Regions from separate parts of the Mus musculus genome. Here region 2 is linked to region 1. A link is a loop called in an ENCODE intact Hi-C map of the cell type or tissue named here. Cell type or tissue: heart. All regions are shown on one strand. Links, peaks and the distances in the headings refer to the core of each region. The heading gives the core; the rest is flanking DNA. Region 1 overlaps Ptprn (protein tyrosine phosphatase, receptor type, N). Region 2 overlaps Nhej1 (non-homologous end joining factor 1).

The links. Peaks named below come from ENCODE experiments on the same cell type or tissue, not always from the same donor. Only the 100,000 strongest peaks of a DNase experiment are listed, where the experiment ranks them.
Region 2: it touches region 1 in a loop (2.0-fold over the local background); 1 of 42 quality-filtered maps calls a loop at or near these places.

What each region holds. Positions count from the first base shown.
Region 1 is chr1:75,250,204-75,258,528 of GRCm38, reverse strand. Ptprn (protein tyrosine phosphatase, receptor type, N) reads left to right here. Exons shown (of 23, transcript NM_008985.3): 5 at 1-150; 6 at 233-584; 7 at 1,105-1,236; 8 at 1,649-1,686; 9 at 2,628-2,902; 10 at 3,318-3,404; 11 at 3,671-3,750; 12 at 3,880-3,944; 13 at 4,388-4,606; 14 at 5,069-5,269; 15 at 5,370-5,517; 16 at 5,685-5,758; 17 at 5,984-6,061; 18 at 6,154-6,273; 1 more. Among named protein-coding and RNA genes, the nearest start is that of Ptprn, 9.8 kb to the left of the region's middle. In heart, for the core only: CTCF peaks have their summits at 4,086 (motif pointing right) and 5,358 (motif pointing left); DNase peaks (open chromatin) are centred at 2,798, 4,048, 4,468 and 6,738; H3K4me3 peaks cover 666 bases; H3K27ac peaks cover 390 bases; H3K27me3 peaks cover 2,492 bases.
Region 2 is chr1:74,960,018-74,968,342 of GRCm38, reverse strand. Nhej1 (non-homologous end joining factor 1) reads left to right here. Exons shown (of 9, transcript NM_029342.4): 8 at 68-174; 9 at 575-997. The coding sequence ends at 649. Among named protein-coding and RNA genes, the nearest start is that of Ihh, 13 kb to the right of the region's middle. In heart, for the core only: a CTCF peak has its summit at 3,680; a DNase peak (open chromatin) is centred at 3,682; H3K4me3 peaks cover 499 bases; H3K27ac peaks cover 569 bases; H3K27me3 peaks cover 2,660 bases.

The sequences.
Region 1 (8,325 bases), core at 217-8,216:
GGGGACGGAGCTGGGGCGGGCTCCCCACTGTCCTCTCTGCAGGCTGAGTTGTTACCCCCTCTCTTGGAGCATCTGCTAATGCCCCCACAGCCTCCACACCCTGCTCTGACCTATGAACCTGCACTGCTACAGCCTTACCTCTTCCACCAGGTGAGACCTCCAACCTGGCCATGCCCCGACCCCAGTACCCAGCCCTGACTCTGCTCTTACCCACAACTCTGTCTCCCCACAGTTTGGCTCCCGAGATGGCTCCCGGGGCTCAGAGAGCTCCTCTGGGGTAGTTGGTGTTGGTCACCTGTCCAAGGCTGAAGGTCCTGCACTCTTCAGCAGAAGTGCCTCCAAGGCCATTTTGGGGACTCACTCTGGACACTCTTTTGGGGACCTTACAGGTCCCTCACCTGCTCAACTTTTCCAAGATTCAGGGCTGCTCTACATGGCCCAAGAGTTGCCAGTGCCTGGCAGAGCCCGGGCACCAAGGTTGCCAGAGAATGGGGGCAACAGGGCAGAGGACTCTTCAGAGGGCCATGAGGAGGAAGTACTAGGGGGTCGTGGGGAGAAGTCCCCTCCCCAAGCAGCACAACCAGGTAGCAGTGGCCTCAGCCTCTACCTCTCTGTCTTGGGGTTGGGGTGGGGTCTACCTCTTTGCTGGGGCCCTTCCTGGCTACCTTTGAAGATGTTCACTTATTCATTTGTTTATTCAGTTATATTTTTATTTTATTTTTAAGACGAGGTCTTGCTGTTACCCCAGGTTATCCTTGAACTCATTTTTAGCTCAGGCAGGACTCAAACCTGCTGCAATCCTCTTGCCTCAGACTCCTGAGTTCTGAGGATCACACACGCAAATCACCACAGCTGGCATTCTGCCTTTCGTTCACACATTTAACTGTCTATTGACAAGCTGATCCACACAGCCCTAGCTTCGATGTGGGGAGAGTGGGGTGTGCACCTGGCACACCTCGAGTATGTCCAAGGTTTGGGAATGAGCATCCGTGTCCTAGTGCTTGAAAAGAATTTGCAATGTGCATGTCCCATGCCCCAACCACCTCTCAGCACTGCAGTCCTTTTCCACCGTCCGCCCTAAGCTCCGTGTCTGGCTCCCGGCAGAATTGAGTCTGCAGAGATTGACTGCTGTACTGGCAGGCTATGGAGTAGAGCTGCGTCAGTTGACCCCGGAGCAGTTTTCTACCCTCTTGACCCTGCTGCAGTTGCTGCCCAAGGGCACAGGAAGAAATCTTGGTGAGTGTCCAGTCAGGGAGGCCAGCAGCTCGCATCTCCACGGAGGTTATTGTAGAGGAGAGTTTGGGGGTTTTCTTCTTCTTGATATGGGGTCTTGCTGTAGTCTAGGATGCTCTGAAAACCCATGTTCCTGCCTCTACCTCCAGAGTTTAGGATACAGGCATGGTCCAGCAGCCTGGCTGGAAAGAGAGTTCTTTTGAGGACAGGGAGCAAGAGGGTAAGCAGGGGAGGTGAAGCATTAGACCAGGAAAGGGACTAGAGAGTGGGAAGCTCATGGAGGCGGTGGGTGAGTGGGAGCCTGGGCAGAGGGGGTGGCATCTGGGTTGTTAATAGGACAGAGGTCACACAGATAGAACAGGTTCAAGAGTGCTGGTCCTTTTGGCCTTGACTATTGCTTTTTGTGTTTCTACAGAAGGGGCTGTAAATGTTGGAGGAGCCGATGTCAAGAAAGTGAGTTCCTAGCACCTAGCTGCCACACACACATATACACACATACACACACATACATACACATACACACACACATACACACACACATACATACACATACACACATACATACACACACACACATACACATACATACACACACATACATACACACATACATACACATACACACATACATACACACAAATACATACACACACACACACACACACATACACACACATACAAACACATACACACATACACACACATACACACACATACATACACATACACACATACATACACACACATACATATACACACATACATACACATACACACACACACACACACACACACACACACACACCTTTGCTTTGAGATCATGGCTCGGAATCTATCCTCTGGTCCCTCACTTTAAGGCCTAGAGACTTCAAATAATCACCTGCGGCCTCACTTAAAGTCAACAGCACTAGAAGCCAGAATCTTTAATCCGCTCCTCTTTTGACCACAATCCATTCAGAGTCCCATGTTTCCTACAGTGGGGTCTTTGGTGGAGGTTCCATCCTGCTGTAGCTAGATAAGCTTTGTCTCTGTGTTTTAGGTGTAGGCTTCTAACTATTGCCACAGAACAAAAGCCTAAAAACCGCTGCCTTTCTGTTTATCTTTCCCAATTATTGGGCTCAGCTCCCCATCACCACCCCACCCCACAGAATGGAAGCCCCATTCTGTGGTTTACAGACCATATTTCACTCACTAAACCTTATACTCCCACATTCATACATTCGATTCACACTCCATGGATGCGCTCTCTGTTAGCCATTGTGTGGGCTTTGGGGGTTAAAAAGTTAAACCGTTCCTAAACTCCACTGTAAAGAGTTTAGAGCCCAAAGTGTGACCGCCCCTCCTCCCCAGCCCTTCCACTCTAGAAGTCACGCCTGCATCCTGTCTTATAACAGACAATACAACAGATGCAGAGAGGAGACCCAGCAGAAGCTCTGCCCCCCACACCCTCGCTTCCTGGGTACCTCACTGCCAGCCCTGCCTCCAGCGAAGTTCAGCAGGTGCTGAGCCCTGGTTTCCCTGAACCTCCCCACACACCCAGCCCTCTGGGCTCCTCCTCAGTCCTTCTGGAGAAGAAAAGTCCCTTGGGCCAGAGCCAGCCCACAGTGGTGGGACGGCCATCAGCTCGACCATCGGCCGAGGAGTATGGCTATATCGTCACTGACCAGAAGTGAGTGCTGCATCCTGGGGAAGCCCTCCAGTCCCTATGGGATTGGGTTAGCCTGTCTGGCAAGAAGCAAAGAGCAAGAATCCAGTGCTATTTAAAAAAAAAAAAAAAAGGTTGGGAGGAGTGGGGCTGGAGAGATGGCTCAGCGGTTAAGGGCACTGACTGCTCTTCCGAAGGTCCTGAGTTCAAATCTCAGCAACCACATGGTGACTCACAACCCTCCGTAATAAGATCTGATGCCCTCTCCTGGTGTGTCTAAAGACAGCTACAATGTACTTAGATAGAATAATAAATAAATCTTTAAAAAAAAAAAAAGAGGTAGAGGGGGGAGGGGTAGTTCTACACGTCTTGAGGTGGCCTGTCTCAAAAGAGTGCCTGAGAGTCACCACTTCCCTCTCTGCCTGCTCCCCTCCTGCAGACCCCTGAGCCTGGTGGCTGGAGTGAGGCTGCTGGAGATTCTGGCTGAGCACGTGCATATGTCCTCCGGTAGCTTTATCAACATCAGGTGGGGTTGCCATTGTGGTGGGACAGCGTGGGGTGGGGGTGGGGGCGTCTAGCCTGAGTGAGGTGGGAAGACAGCTCTGGGGTCAGAGACCCCCCCCCCAACTTGTCAAAGCAGGGGAGCCACACGTAGGCCTGCTGCTAGCCTCATCCTGAATCTGCCTGTCATTAGACACACTCGTGGGAATCCCTGATCTGCCTTGCCGGCCTCTTTATTTAGAATCTGGAGTCTCCGGTGGGTAAGGGAGTAACATATTTCCTATTTGGCAGTGTGGTGGGACCAGCTGTCACCTTCCGAATCCGGCACAATGAGCAGAACCTGTCTTTGGCAGATGTGACCCAGCAAGCTGGTAAATAGCACCCTGTCTTCGAATCCAGGCTCCGCATGACCCCAGCCTTGATTCCTGTGCTGATCCTTCCCTAAACTATTTCCAGCCCACATAGGGCTGAAAAGAGCCTGGCTTGCACCCTTCCTGCAGGGCTGGTGAAGTCTGAACTGGAAGCGCAGACAGGGCTCCAGATTTTGCAGACAGGGGTGGGACAGGTAAGCACTAACTGTAGAATCTGTCAAAGCCCTCGTAGGTCTGACTCTGCACACAAGAGAGGAGGCAAGAACAGGAACTTAAAGGGTTGAAAGTTCACTAGGCTCACCAGCCTTCTTTCCCCATGCAGCCCGTCTCTGTGTAGTTCTCATTTTGACCAACAGATGGCGCAGTGGCGCTTTCCTGAAGGACCATTCTTAAAGCTATATCATCCTTTTCATGACATCTTTTTTTCTGTTTCTATGGAAATCCTTCTGGTGGGATCACCCAAAGTCTCTAGCTCTTGAATTGGTCCATTGTGGATTTGGAAGGAAGCTGTATGCCCTTCTGCCTGTTACCTTCATACCCCTGCCTGTCACAGCTTTGTCCCTAGAGGTGGCCTAAGTAGGAGTCAAGGCCCAGTCTCCCCGCAACCATCCCTCTGATTCTGGTTTTGTTCCCACAGAGGGAGGAAGCAGCTGAAGTCCTTCCCCGACAAGCCCATGGCATATCTCCCATGCGCTCAGTGCTGCTTACTCTAGTGGCCCTGGCAGGCGTCGCTGGGCTGCTAGTGGCTTTGGCAGTGGCCTTGTGTATGCGCCATCATTCGAGACAGCGGGATAAGGAGCGCCTGGCAGCGCTGGGGCCGGAGGGGGCCCATGGTGACACTACTTTTGAGTACCAGGTGTGAAACTATAGAAGCTCATGGAGGGAAGGACCTACAAGGGGCTCGAGTGACCCAGTCTTGTGTGGAGTAAGGATGTGGGCAGAATGAGAGGTCCTGTCTGGGTAAAGGATGGAAAGGTCCTGGAAGGGGTGTTGGGACATACTTTTTAGATGAATATGGGCTGGGAATAGTTGGCTCTGGAGATGCCTCCCAGGAATATGATTCTGGGATTCTACTTTGTGGTATCTGAGGTTGTCATATGCACCAAGGCAGAAAAGAATGAGGGCGAAAGACAGATCTTACTCATCCCGTTGATCAGAGACAAAGCCTAAGGCATTGTTTGTTTGGAGAGCTGGGAACTGAACTCCGCACATTGGGCAAGCGCTAAGCCTGCAGGACCACTAAGCTCCAGCCTGTGGCTTAGAAACCTTGTAGAGGGATTCTAAGGACCCCCACCCTCACCCAATCCTTCCTCTGCAGGACCTGTGTCGCCAGCACATGGCCACAAAGTCCCTGTTTAACCGGGCGGAGGGTCAGCCAGAGCCTTCTAGGGTGAGCAGTGTGTCCTCCCAGTTCAGCGACGCGGCCCAGGCCAGCCCCAGTTCCCACAGCAGCACACCATCTTGGTGCGAGGAGCCCGCCCAGGCCAACATGGACATCTCCACAGGACACATGATTCTGGTCAGGAAAGGGCCCAGGCCTAAAGTGGGGAGGGAACAGCATAGCAGGAGAGGCAGGACGGGCAGTGTGGCCCAGAGCCGGGCTGTGGTGCCCCCTACAGGCATACATGGAGGATCACCTTCGGAACCGGGACCGGTTGGCCAAGGAGTGGCAGGCTCTGTGCGCCTACCAAGCAGAGCCAAACACCTGTGCCGCCGCACAGGATGAGAGCAACATCAAGAAGAACCGCCATCCTGACTTCCTACCCTGTAAGCGAGTCGTGGGCCAACTTGGCCCCACACTCTGCTAGGAGCAGTTCGAGGCTGGGGGTGGGAGGTGGAGGGTGGGGAGTAGGGGATGGGGAGGAGTGGGGCTCCTGGTTCGGGCTGGGTGGCAGAGTCCTGGGGCCAGAAGGTCATTTGTGAGTTCTGTGCAGATGACCATGCCCGAATCAAGCTGAAAGTGGAGAGCAGCCCTTCTCGGAGTGATTACATCAACGCCAGCCCCATCGTGAGCAGCTCCGATTCCCACACTGATTCTGCCCATCAGCACTGCTCCTCTTTATTCCATCCCCCGTAGTCATCTCTTACTCCAGCCAAGCCCTGAAACTGTAGAGCCCATGTCCTCGAACTTAGGCATCTCAGCCTCCCCCACACCCTGGCCCACTCTTGACCAAGCCTCACTCCAAGCTGGCCCTTCTCATTCTGGCTCATGACATATCCTCTCTGCCCTTAGATCGAGCATGACCCTCGGATGCCGGCCTACATAGCCACACAGGGACCACTGTCCCACACCATCGCGGACTTCTGGCAGGTGCACGCTTGGAGAGGGGTTTTCCTGAGGCCCCTGAAGCCTGCCAGAGCCAGGGAACGTAGAGGGCCGCTTACCTGGATCTCTGTCCTTAGATGGTGTGGGAGAGTGGCTGCACTGTCATCGTTATGCTGACCCCGTTGGTGGAGGACGGTGTCAAACAGTGTGACCGCTACTGGCCGGATGAAGGATCTTCCCTCTACCACGTCTATGAGGTCAGAGTACCCAACAGTAAGGGGTAAATGGTGACATTTTAAAATATGAATGTGTATATGTATAGGTTCATGCATGCATACACACACATCATACATACATACATACATACATACATACATACATGAAAGCTTGTATATTCTGTCTAGCACCAAAAAGCATTTGTAGGGACTCTGAGCCATGCGTATGTAAGACAGGGAAAATAAATATCCAAAGACTGAAATTACCGCCTTTAACCTCCCGAAATATTTAACATTTGCACTGCTTGGGGAGCAGGAGGGTGAGGACTGGAGCGGAGCGCGTGCGCACCTGTGCTCAGACCGTGCCCGATATCTGACAGGTGAACCTGGTGTCGGAGCACATCTGGTGCGAGGACTTCCTGGTGCGGAGCTTCTACCTTAAGAACCTGCAGACCCAGGAGACGCGCACGCTCACTCAGTTCCACTTCCTCAGCTGGCCGGCAGAGGGCACTCCGGCCTCCACCCGGCCGCTGCTGGACTTCCGCAGGTGAGCAAGCTGCCAGCTGCCACCCATGAGCTCTTACTGGGGGACAAGGTCTGGCCTGGAGCCTCGCCCTTGATCTCTGTCCCTACCACCAGCCTCCCATCCCCAAACCAGTACTGACAGTTTGGCCGTCCTACCCTACCCTGGTGCCCTTTCTCACACCCGCATTCTCACTCCGCCATTTCACCATCTGGCTCCTTAGCTGGCCTGGAGCCAATGTGTGTGTGTGTGTGTGTGTGTGTGTGTGTGTGTGTGTGTGTGTGTGTGTGTGTCCCTGGAGGCGGGGGTTCCCCTCTCCTCTCCTGCAGGGGCTCCTCTCCTGCAGGGGCCCTGCTTTGCCTCCTGCCTTGCCCTTCTGGGCCTCAGCTCTGTGCTGGCTTGCTCTTTCACTCTCTCCTGTCCAGCTTCTAGCTTCCATCCTCATCTTTCTTACTGTCTTTCTGCCTCTATTTCTTATTTCTCTTTTTCTTTTTTTTTTTTTCTTTCCTTTTTCTTTCTTTCTCTCTTTTTTCTTTTTTTCTTTTTTTTTTTTTTTTTTTTTTTTTTGGTTTTACAAGACAGGGTTTCTCTATATAGTCCTGATAGCCCTGGCTGTCCAGGAACTCACTCTGTAGACCAGTCTGTCTAGGAACTCAGAAATCCACCTGCCTCTGCCTCCCAAGTGCTCTTTCTTCCCCTTCCTTTCCCTCTTCTCTGCATCTCCATCACTCTCCCCGCCCCCCCTTTCTGTCTTCATTTCTCCCTCTGCACCTCTCCCTTCTGTCTCTCCCTCTCCCCCTCAGTCTCATGGCTGCCAGCATCATTTATTTATTTTTGTGATCTCTGCTGATAGTCTCACTTCAGTTGAACAGCCACCTAAGTGGTCATTGGCAGGTGTGGCAACCCCATGGATGGAACAGGCAGGCGGGCTGGTCAAGAAGGGACTAGCCTGAGGGCTGCTCCGAGAACTGGGGCAGGAATGTAGAAAGAGACCAAGATTACCCTGCAGGGAGTTTGGAGGGGGAGGGGGAGGGTGCTGAAGCAAACACTAGCAGAGGGAGTAGCCTGCTGTAACACAACACCCAGCATCCCTTGCCATTCACACACAGGTGGCAGGGAAGCCTCTATACTGAAACCATCTGTTCCTCTGACTTGTGCCAAGTTGGCCTGGATCTCCAGTGCCAGGCAGAGGGGCAAGAGTTGAGGTGGGGACCTTGGTAGTTTCTGAACTCCAGGATGACTGATTTCTGACTATCGTGCAACCTGAGGCACATTTTGAAAGTGATGTCAGAGTATTAAATTATTTCCATGTTTCCACCCACATTTAAAAATGTCAGCAGAGATGGCACGCACCTGTAACTCCAGCTGTGCAGGAGGCTGAGGCAGGAGATCTGCAAGTTCAAGGCCAATCTGAACAGCTTAGTTAGGCCCTGTCCAATAAATAGTGAAAAGGGGCTGGGGACGTAACTCAGTGGTTGAAAACTTTCACAAGACCCTGGGTTCAGTCCTTACTACTGAATAATAAGTAATAATGTTAATATTTTTAAAGTAAAAGTTTTAAAGATTTGAGT
Region 2 (8,325 bases), core at 188-8,187, 290 kb after region 1:
GCTTGGTGGATGCTTCTCTTCTGAGACTGGGCATCTCTCTGCCTTTAGTTGATCTTTCTGATTTCAGGAGAGACTCAGGCATCAAGCAGCACCTCCCCTCGAGGAACTGATAACCAGCCAGAAGAGCCGGTCTCCCTCTCTTCCACCCTCTCAGAGCCTGAATATGAGCCTGTGGTGAGTCACACATGAGCAGCTTCCTGGGTGGCCGGCCGTCTGAGCACTGGAGATAACTTAGTAACCTCACAGCCATGGTCCCTGCAGTTGCTGCCTAGTTGACAGCACTTTGATAGGATAGAATGAGAGAGATTATTAGCTGATGCTAAACCGAAGAGCATCTTGCTTGCCCATAGACTCCTTGCTTTTCCTGCCACTCGGGCTGAATGATGGACCTTAACTCCCTTTTCACCTTCCTCGACTTCCAGTGATGGCCTGTGAGGGACACGCCCACTTAGACGCTCACAGCACTGCCTACAATAAATCTTAAAGCATGTCAGACACTTTAAGAAGGCTTCAACCAACCAGGAGCCAAGAGGTCTGTTTCAGAACAGAGTAACTGAGTTTCCTTTCCCTCCAGGCTGCTTCAGGCCCTATGCATAGAGCTCGGCTGGTGAAGTCCAAGAGGAAGAAGCCCAGGGGACTCTTCAGTTAACTCTCCATGTCTCAGCCACCACGAAGAGAGCAAAACCGCTTCCTAGCATCACCTGGAAGGAGCTTGCATGGCAGAGCATCCCTCAGAGGCCTGAGTTTGTGTTGACAGGCCACCTGGATGGGGACTTTACCAGGGGAAGCCTGACTCCAACTCACTGGCATTCCGGATATGAGTGACACCAGCTCCTTGCTTGGGTAGTGTTCTTTCTCTAGAACTAGCACCCTATGGCAAACTTAGGTACATGAAGCAAGTTTACAAAGAGGCGCATGCCCAGAACTCCTGGCTGCCTTTCACAGGGGTCTCTCTCTCTCAACACAGAATAAAGGATGCTCACACTCCTCGACTGTTGAGGTTACCTGTGATCTCTGGATCCCAGAATCCCCCTAGAACAGAACTGGGTGTCCCCTAGTCCTGTTGGGTCACATCTGAGCTATCAGCTCCATCCTACAGACGCTTCGTCAGCTTCTCTCATGAGGCTGAGGTCAGCCACAGTTAGAAGACTTGATCTTGAGAACTCTCTCCATGTTGGTACAAGACAGATTACATTTCTGTCAAGCTTGTGTGTGCTTTTTCTGTTTCCTCCCAAAGCACAGGGAATAGGCTAAACCATAATGTCAGGACAAATTACAAATGACTTCAAGTAGTAGGGCTAAAGTAAGGTCCCACAGATGGGGAAAAAAAGAAATTTGACATTTTTTTTTTGGTGTGTGTGTGTGTGTGTGTGTGTGTGTGTGTGTGTCTTTGTATGACTGTGTGTGTATACTGTGTTCGCCTGTCTATGGCTGTGTCCCTGTATGTCTGTCTTTAAACACATACCCACACATAACACCACCACTCTGGCTCAAGACAGTGGCCCAAGACACTCTGTGTAGCCCCAGCTGGCCTAGAACTCACTATGTAGACCAAGCTGGCCTAGGAACTCAGAGCTCAACCTCCTAGGTGCTGGGACTAAAGGCATGCACTGGTTTAAACTGTGTATAGGAGGATGACCTTGACCTCCTGGTCCTTCTGCTTACATTTAAGTGCTAGGATTACAAGTGTGTGTGCTACCACACATGGTTTATGCAGTGCTGGAGATCAGTCCTGTGCTTCCTGCATGCTAGGCACTCTACCAACTAGGCTACACCCACCCACATCCTCTGTCTTCACTCTACTTAAATAATGAAGTAAGTATAGCTAGGATGCTAGGGAACAGGAACCGACCCCAGAAGAATCCTACAACAAAACTGGCATCTTACAGTGTTTAGTAGAAAAAAGTATTAAGGCTAGGATGCCCCAAGAAGATTGCTATGAGTTCGAGGCCAGCCTGAGCTGCAGAGTAAGATAGTGTCTGAAAACAAGAGATGGTTGAGTGAGACAAGCAGAATCCAAAAATCACTCCTGGGCACCTAGGCTTGTCTGCACACAGACTCTTGGTCTTCTCTGCCATGACTTCTTGTGTAGTAAGACCATCTGAAACTTGACCTTGATAGCAGTGGGAAGTGAACTCAGGATTGCTGGGAACACTATGGTAGAGGGAGAGTCAGAGGCAGATGCAGAAACCACTTTGGTGTGCTTGCTTTGGAGGGCTTCCCCGTCTGTCTTCACCCTCTCCCCCTGAGACTGATGTCTCTGCCGGATGTCAGTTCATGGAGATAGGACCATACAAGCCATGCTAAAGTACTAATTATTACAACAGTAATAAGCCGGGCAGTGGTACCACACACCTTTAGTCCCAGCACTCAGGAGCAGAGGCAGATAGAACTCTGAGTTCAAGGCCAGCCCTGTCTACAGAGCCAGGGCTACACAGAGAAACCCTGTCTCAAAAAAAAAAAAAAAAAAAGGGTGTGTGTGGGGGAGCCACAGTAATAAATGACCAGCTTTCTTTGAGCAGTTTGTGTACCAAGTAGTCTGTCCATATGATCATCTCATCATATGATCATCAGCATCATCTGAAGATGGTACCAGTAACCCACTAGGAAACCTAGTCGTGAAATTATTGACTTATTAAATGTGATGCAGCTAGTAAGTGACAGCCCAGCTCGTTACAGCTTCTTAGGTGATTGACTAAAAATATTTCCAGGAAGATTTTTCTTCTTCTTGCAGTCTTCCACAGTCCACATCTCTTTCCTGGACCCTGCCTTCCAGCAGGATGGCTCTCCTCCATGCGGGCTCTCCGAGACGGGAGCCCCTGGCGATGCTGGGGCTTTCTGCTGGCCACACATTCCCCTGCTGCTGCTCACTTTGCTTTACCTTGGGGCAGGGCTGCAGCACCTCAGGGTGTGCCCTGTGGTAGACACTCACCACAGTGAAGCTCTGTGTCCTACCCTGGCTAATCCTTCTGCCCAAATCGCAGCCTCAAGCAGGCATTCTTAATTATGACTCCCCTAAAATTACAAGGAAAGTTCTCCAAACAACTTTGTTCATCTTCTCATGAGATTGTGGGACTCTATCAAAAGAGTATGCCTCGTCACCTTCCAGTCCACTGCTCCTGTGTTCTCAGAGGCTGCTCCTGCCTTGGGGGTATTGCTCAAATGCGTCGTTAGGGAAACATTACTGCCAGGAGCCCTGGCTCAGGCATCACTGAAGCCCTTACCCCTGAGCTGGGTGGTGTTTGAGAATCATTCATCCCAGGGCAACTCCAGGGAAATCCCGCTTTGACAAATTGGCCTAGCCAGGCTCTATTCCAGCCCTGCCCCCTGGCTTGGGCCCCTCCCTGAGGCCCCCAGCCTGGCCCAACCCCCATTCCCCATGCACATAAAAGGGTCGAATTCTCGTGGCTGCTCCATAAATTTTATTCCGTAAATATTAGTTTTCCCTGTGTTTAATAAAGCAGTGGCCCACCTCCCCGCCTACCCGCCCGCTCCCCGGGGCCGGGGCTGGGGCCAGGGCTGGCTGGTGGGAGAAGGGACTCTTTCAATTGCTTTGGAGTATTTTTAGAAAAAAAAATAATATAAGGTGGTTTACACGAGCAAGCCAGCAAGCCAGGAGCAGGGCTTGGGACCTCGAGGAAGTTCCTGCAACTGGACCTAAAAAGTAGAGAAACAGCGCCACCTAGGTCACGAGGCCTACTTGGCCATGCTGGTGATTCCCCCATGCTGTCAGCTAGGGACCAGCCAGCTAGCGCAGGTCACTCCTTGCTGAAGAGCTGGATAGTACTCCCTTACCTGGTGCCTTATGGAGTTTCCCAGCAGCCCTTCCAAGCAGAGACCAAACTGGGTTCTGGAAAAACCCACCAGGGCCATTCCTTTCTCTTGACACTAGGAGCTAGCCTCCTGGTCCAGGAGTGTTTCCAAGGGATAGTGATGTAACTGAGAAGGAAGAAACCACCTCATCTCCATCTTCCCTGGAATTCCTAGAGCTCAAGGTGACAGAGAGAGAGGTCTGTGCTTCTGTACTCTGGACTGGCTAGACCAAGATCTTTGCAGGTCGGCTGGCAAGGCTCATCCCAGGGCACCCGGAGAACACTCCTTGTTCATTTAAGGCTCCCTTAGCTCCCAATCCTTTATTACCACTACAGGTGGGAGCAGTCTGGAGAGTCTCGGGAGCCCCTGCTTATGCTGCAGAGATGGTGGAGATGGGAGGGACAGGGACGAAGAGTTGCACCTCTCCTACCCGGCTGTTGGTTCTCCATCATTCCTGATGTTGCCAGGGACAACTTCTTCTCTTCACTCACTCTGTCTTTTATTTTCTCCGACTCACAAAACTACAAAGATTTGCTCTACAGAGTTTAAGGGAAGCCTAACTCCTCTAATGACGTTGACCTGACATGAGCTAACCTCTGCTAACCCCGTCATTACTCATTAATGTACCCTATGCCAACAGGCATGTTTCTTGTGTGCTTTGGTTTCTGCTTTTCATATGAACGTTTCGAACTAGCTGGAAATGTCACCATGATGATGTTATGGTACTAAAGGCACAACTATGTTAACAGTCTTTTAAGCAATCAAAATGTATTTTTCTAGGTTCTTCTCTGAGTAATCTGTCTTTTGTAATAGTCTTTGGGATGGGAGGAGCCCGTTTCAAAGGAGCGAGGGACACAGTGTAAGGAAGCCATCAACCATAGTTACTCATCCCTGGTCCCTGGAAAAGTTGAAACAGATTATACTAGGCCCTTAGATACAGGAGAACACTCAGGCAGAGAAGGAAGTTACTGTTTTGGGGTGGCCCCTAGTTGCTGATCCCACGTATACTATATGGCACGCAAGATCAAGGCTGTTTGTTGAGTTTGGCGCCTTCCTTGGTCCACTTTCCTGGGCCTTCCTTGAGTGAATGAGAGGATTGAGTTGAGGCAGCCTGTCTGAGTGTGAGGGGTGGGGACCCCAGGGGATCCCTGTTAGAGAAGCTCTCAGAGCCCTTTTTAGGGAACACTTCCCCTCACAGGTACTATATGGCAGTCCTTTATGTACCTTCCCAGTTCTGTGGTTCCCACCTGGCACATGGGATGCCATTAGATGGTACCAAAGTACTCTACCGAATGCTTACTCTGTGTACTGGCTGGTAAGCCGCACACTCTCTGCTTTCCTTTCTGGATCCCAGCAGACCTCTGTTTGCTTCCCACACCCCTGGACCCCAGTGAGTGAGTGCTGGCCTCTGGGCACCCAACTCTCATGGACTTCTGAGAATCGGACCGACCTACCAGGGGAACCCGGAAGAGGCATTGGAAGAACTCCAGGGTGTGGGGAGCACACAGCCATTGACTCACCTGGGACGATTGTGCCAGGATTACTTGTCCTGCTGGGCCAAGGGCCAGTAGTTAAAGGAGCATGCAGTACACTCTACCTCCTTGAGCTTTGGGGCCCAAAAACAATGGCAGAGCTGTAACTGGGAGTGGGACTTGGGGGCTTCTGGGAGTCTCTTCTGAAATCTGGGTGTTATATTTACTTTTTCATATGGGCAGCTGGAAGGGGAAGCCCATCCCAGCTCAGCATTGTTGTCTAACATGGTTAATCAGATCCTATAATCCTGCTGTGGAAATATTGGGCCTCACTCAAAACAATAGAGACCAAGAATATTGTGGTTAAATTTCAACCAACTGCCTCCCTGGCCTGTTTGCCTAACCCCTACCTCCCTCTCTCGGGCCAGAGTCCTCCCAGCTTTATGGACCCCTGATAGGATCCACAGCCTGGTCAGAAATCGGTGACAGGAGAGGGGAGAATAGAGCAGGGGAGAGAGCAGGGGTTCTCTCTACTGCTGTTCCACCTGTCCTCTCCTCCCTCCCCAGGCCTTGCGTGGGGAACAGGGGTGATAGTGAGGTCAGAAACAAGCACTGCTTGGTACCATGGGTGGTAAGGAAATTCCATGTTCAAGACATGGTCAGGAAAGACCTCTGATATTATTGTTGTCACCTGATGCCTCCAGGGCACTGAGCAGTGCCAGTGGGTATGCATCACTCTTGGGAGGGATGGGAAGACACTGGTTGGAAGGCAGAGTGCTAATAACCCCAACAGAACAGCAACCTTAGTGCTAACAACCTGAAGGTCTGCTGAGGTGGTGCTCACGACAGCTTGAGTGTTTTCATGGTGGAGGCTAGCTCCGTTGTGTTGCTAGCTTTGATAGCTGTGAATTAAATGTAGCAAGGTAATTTAAGTAATTATAATATCAAGCCAAAGGGATACACTAAAATGAAAAAGAAGTGTGAGTCTTGAGTCAAAAGATCAGAAGCAGTGTCTGGGTTAACGATCTGTTCATGGAGAGCCTGAGAAAGCTGCCTCTGCAGACTTGGAGCCTCCTTAGCTTTGTACTTGGCCGTCATACACCCTAGATGTACAGGCCACAGGTTGCAGCCACACTGCTCCTGGAGGTGTCACCAGTCGGTGACGTGAGTTACAGTGAGGCCCCAGTTCCAGTACTGTGGACTATTGAACGGTCAAAGTATACATGCATTTTTAGGATTTGAAGAATGGAAATAGCAGGCCTGTGCCAAGTGAAACTGTATTAATCTGTTCGTATAGGGTGGGGCGGTACAACAGTGAAGAAGTCTTGAAACTATTTTTCCTCCCTAAGTGCGCTGAGTGATGGGTGTCAGGGTTCCTGAGGAAAACTCTCCAAAGCCACTGTAAGACAGACACTACTTGGTGGGAGATGAGCTTCCCACCAGAAAGAGGTCTGGAGAGCAGGCAGCTCCTGGAAGTAAGCACCCAAGACATGCATGTGCTTCTGGGTGTGAGTCCCCAACATCAGTTAATGGTGGTCAACAGCTGGGACTGAAGCAGGCACGGGCACCTGATGATCTAAGTAAGGTGCCTTCAAATTCATGTTCAAGTGGTTGAGACACTGAGTGGAAATGCTTCAGTCGGAGAGAGGTCCCCGCAGAAGCTCTAGGCAATGGGCCATGTCATTGACCAGAGAGTAGGGCATGAAAAGACCTCATGGTGACCGTGGACTTGAATTGCTCATGGAAAAGACCAATGGGAAAGAACAGTTCGGATTACTATAATTACTATTACTTGAAGGGGCTGGCACAAGTTTGTTGGGAACAAATAGAAAGAATTACTGAACTCGCATTAACTCAAATCATGTATATAATGAGCATCCCTACCAACTGGTGGTACCTCTGTGTGGCCACATAGACACACACCTTGATTTCAACAACCCTTCAGAGGTCCAAAGCAGACATGTAAAGGATGGATTTTATTTACAGGTTACTCAAGTCTGTCTGTCTGTCTCTGTGTCTCATTTCAAAATCTTATATATTACTGTTATTTTGTACTTACTCTGAACTATGTTGTGTTCATTTACATATTAGTACCTTTAAAGAGTAGATTATCTTTCTTCACTTTGAGCTCCCCCCACCCCAGACAGGGTTTCTCTGTGTAGCCCTGGCTGTCCTGGAACTCACTTTGTAGACCAGGCTGGCCTTGAACTCAGAAATCCGCCTGCCTCTGCCTCCCGAGTGCTGGGATTAAAGTCGTGTGCCACCATGCCCGGCACACTTTGACCTTCATAAAAACGTTGGAACTCACCTTCATGGGCTAGTGGTGTAGCTCAGTGGTACAGCACCTGCCTAGTGTGCTCAAGGCCCTAGGCATGCTGGCGGGGAAAAAAAAAAAAGAATGAGTAAAGTGGAATCTTTAACAATAGAATTGCTCTTTAAAAAGGAAGAGAAAAACAAAGAAAAGAAAAATAGGTAGTCAATGGTGGCATACACCTTTAATCCCAGTACTCTGGAGGCAGAGGCAGGCCGATCTCTGAGTTTGAGGCCAGCCTGGTCTACAAAGTAAGATCCAGGACAGCCAGGGCTACACAGAGAAACCCTGTCTCAAAAAACCTAAATAAATAACTAATGAATTAATTAAGTAATAGGAAGAGGAGAGGCTGAAGGAGTGACTGGTGGGTAGGGTGGTTCATAGTACTGCTGCTCTTGCAGAGGACCAGGGTTAAGTTCCCACTACCCACATGGTGGCTACGAAGCCACTCCTAGCTTTAGTTCCAGGGGACCCACGCCCTCTCCTGAACTCCACGAGCACCAGGCACGCATGTCGTACACAGCCATATGTAGATGCAGGCAAGACACCCGTACGCATACAACAGGTTAGATCTAAAAACAGCACATTTTAAAAGGAGGACAAACAGCAGCAGGTGCCAGAAAGGAAACCACCCTTGCTCAGAAAGTAGAAGTCAAGCTCACTCCCTGGGCTGAACTGTCTTATCTTTGTCAATCACACACCTCTCTTTGCTCTGTCAGGGGCTTGTCA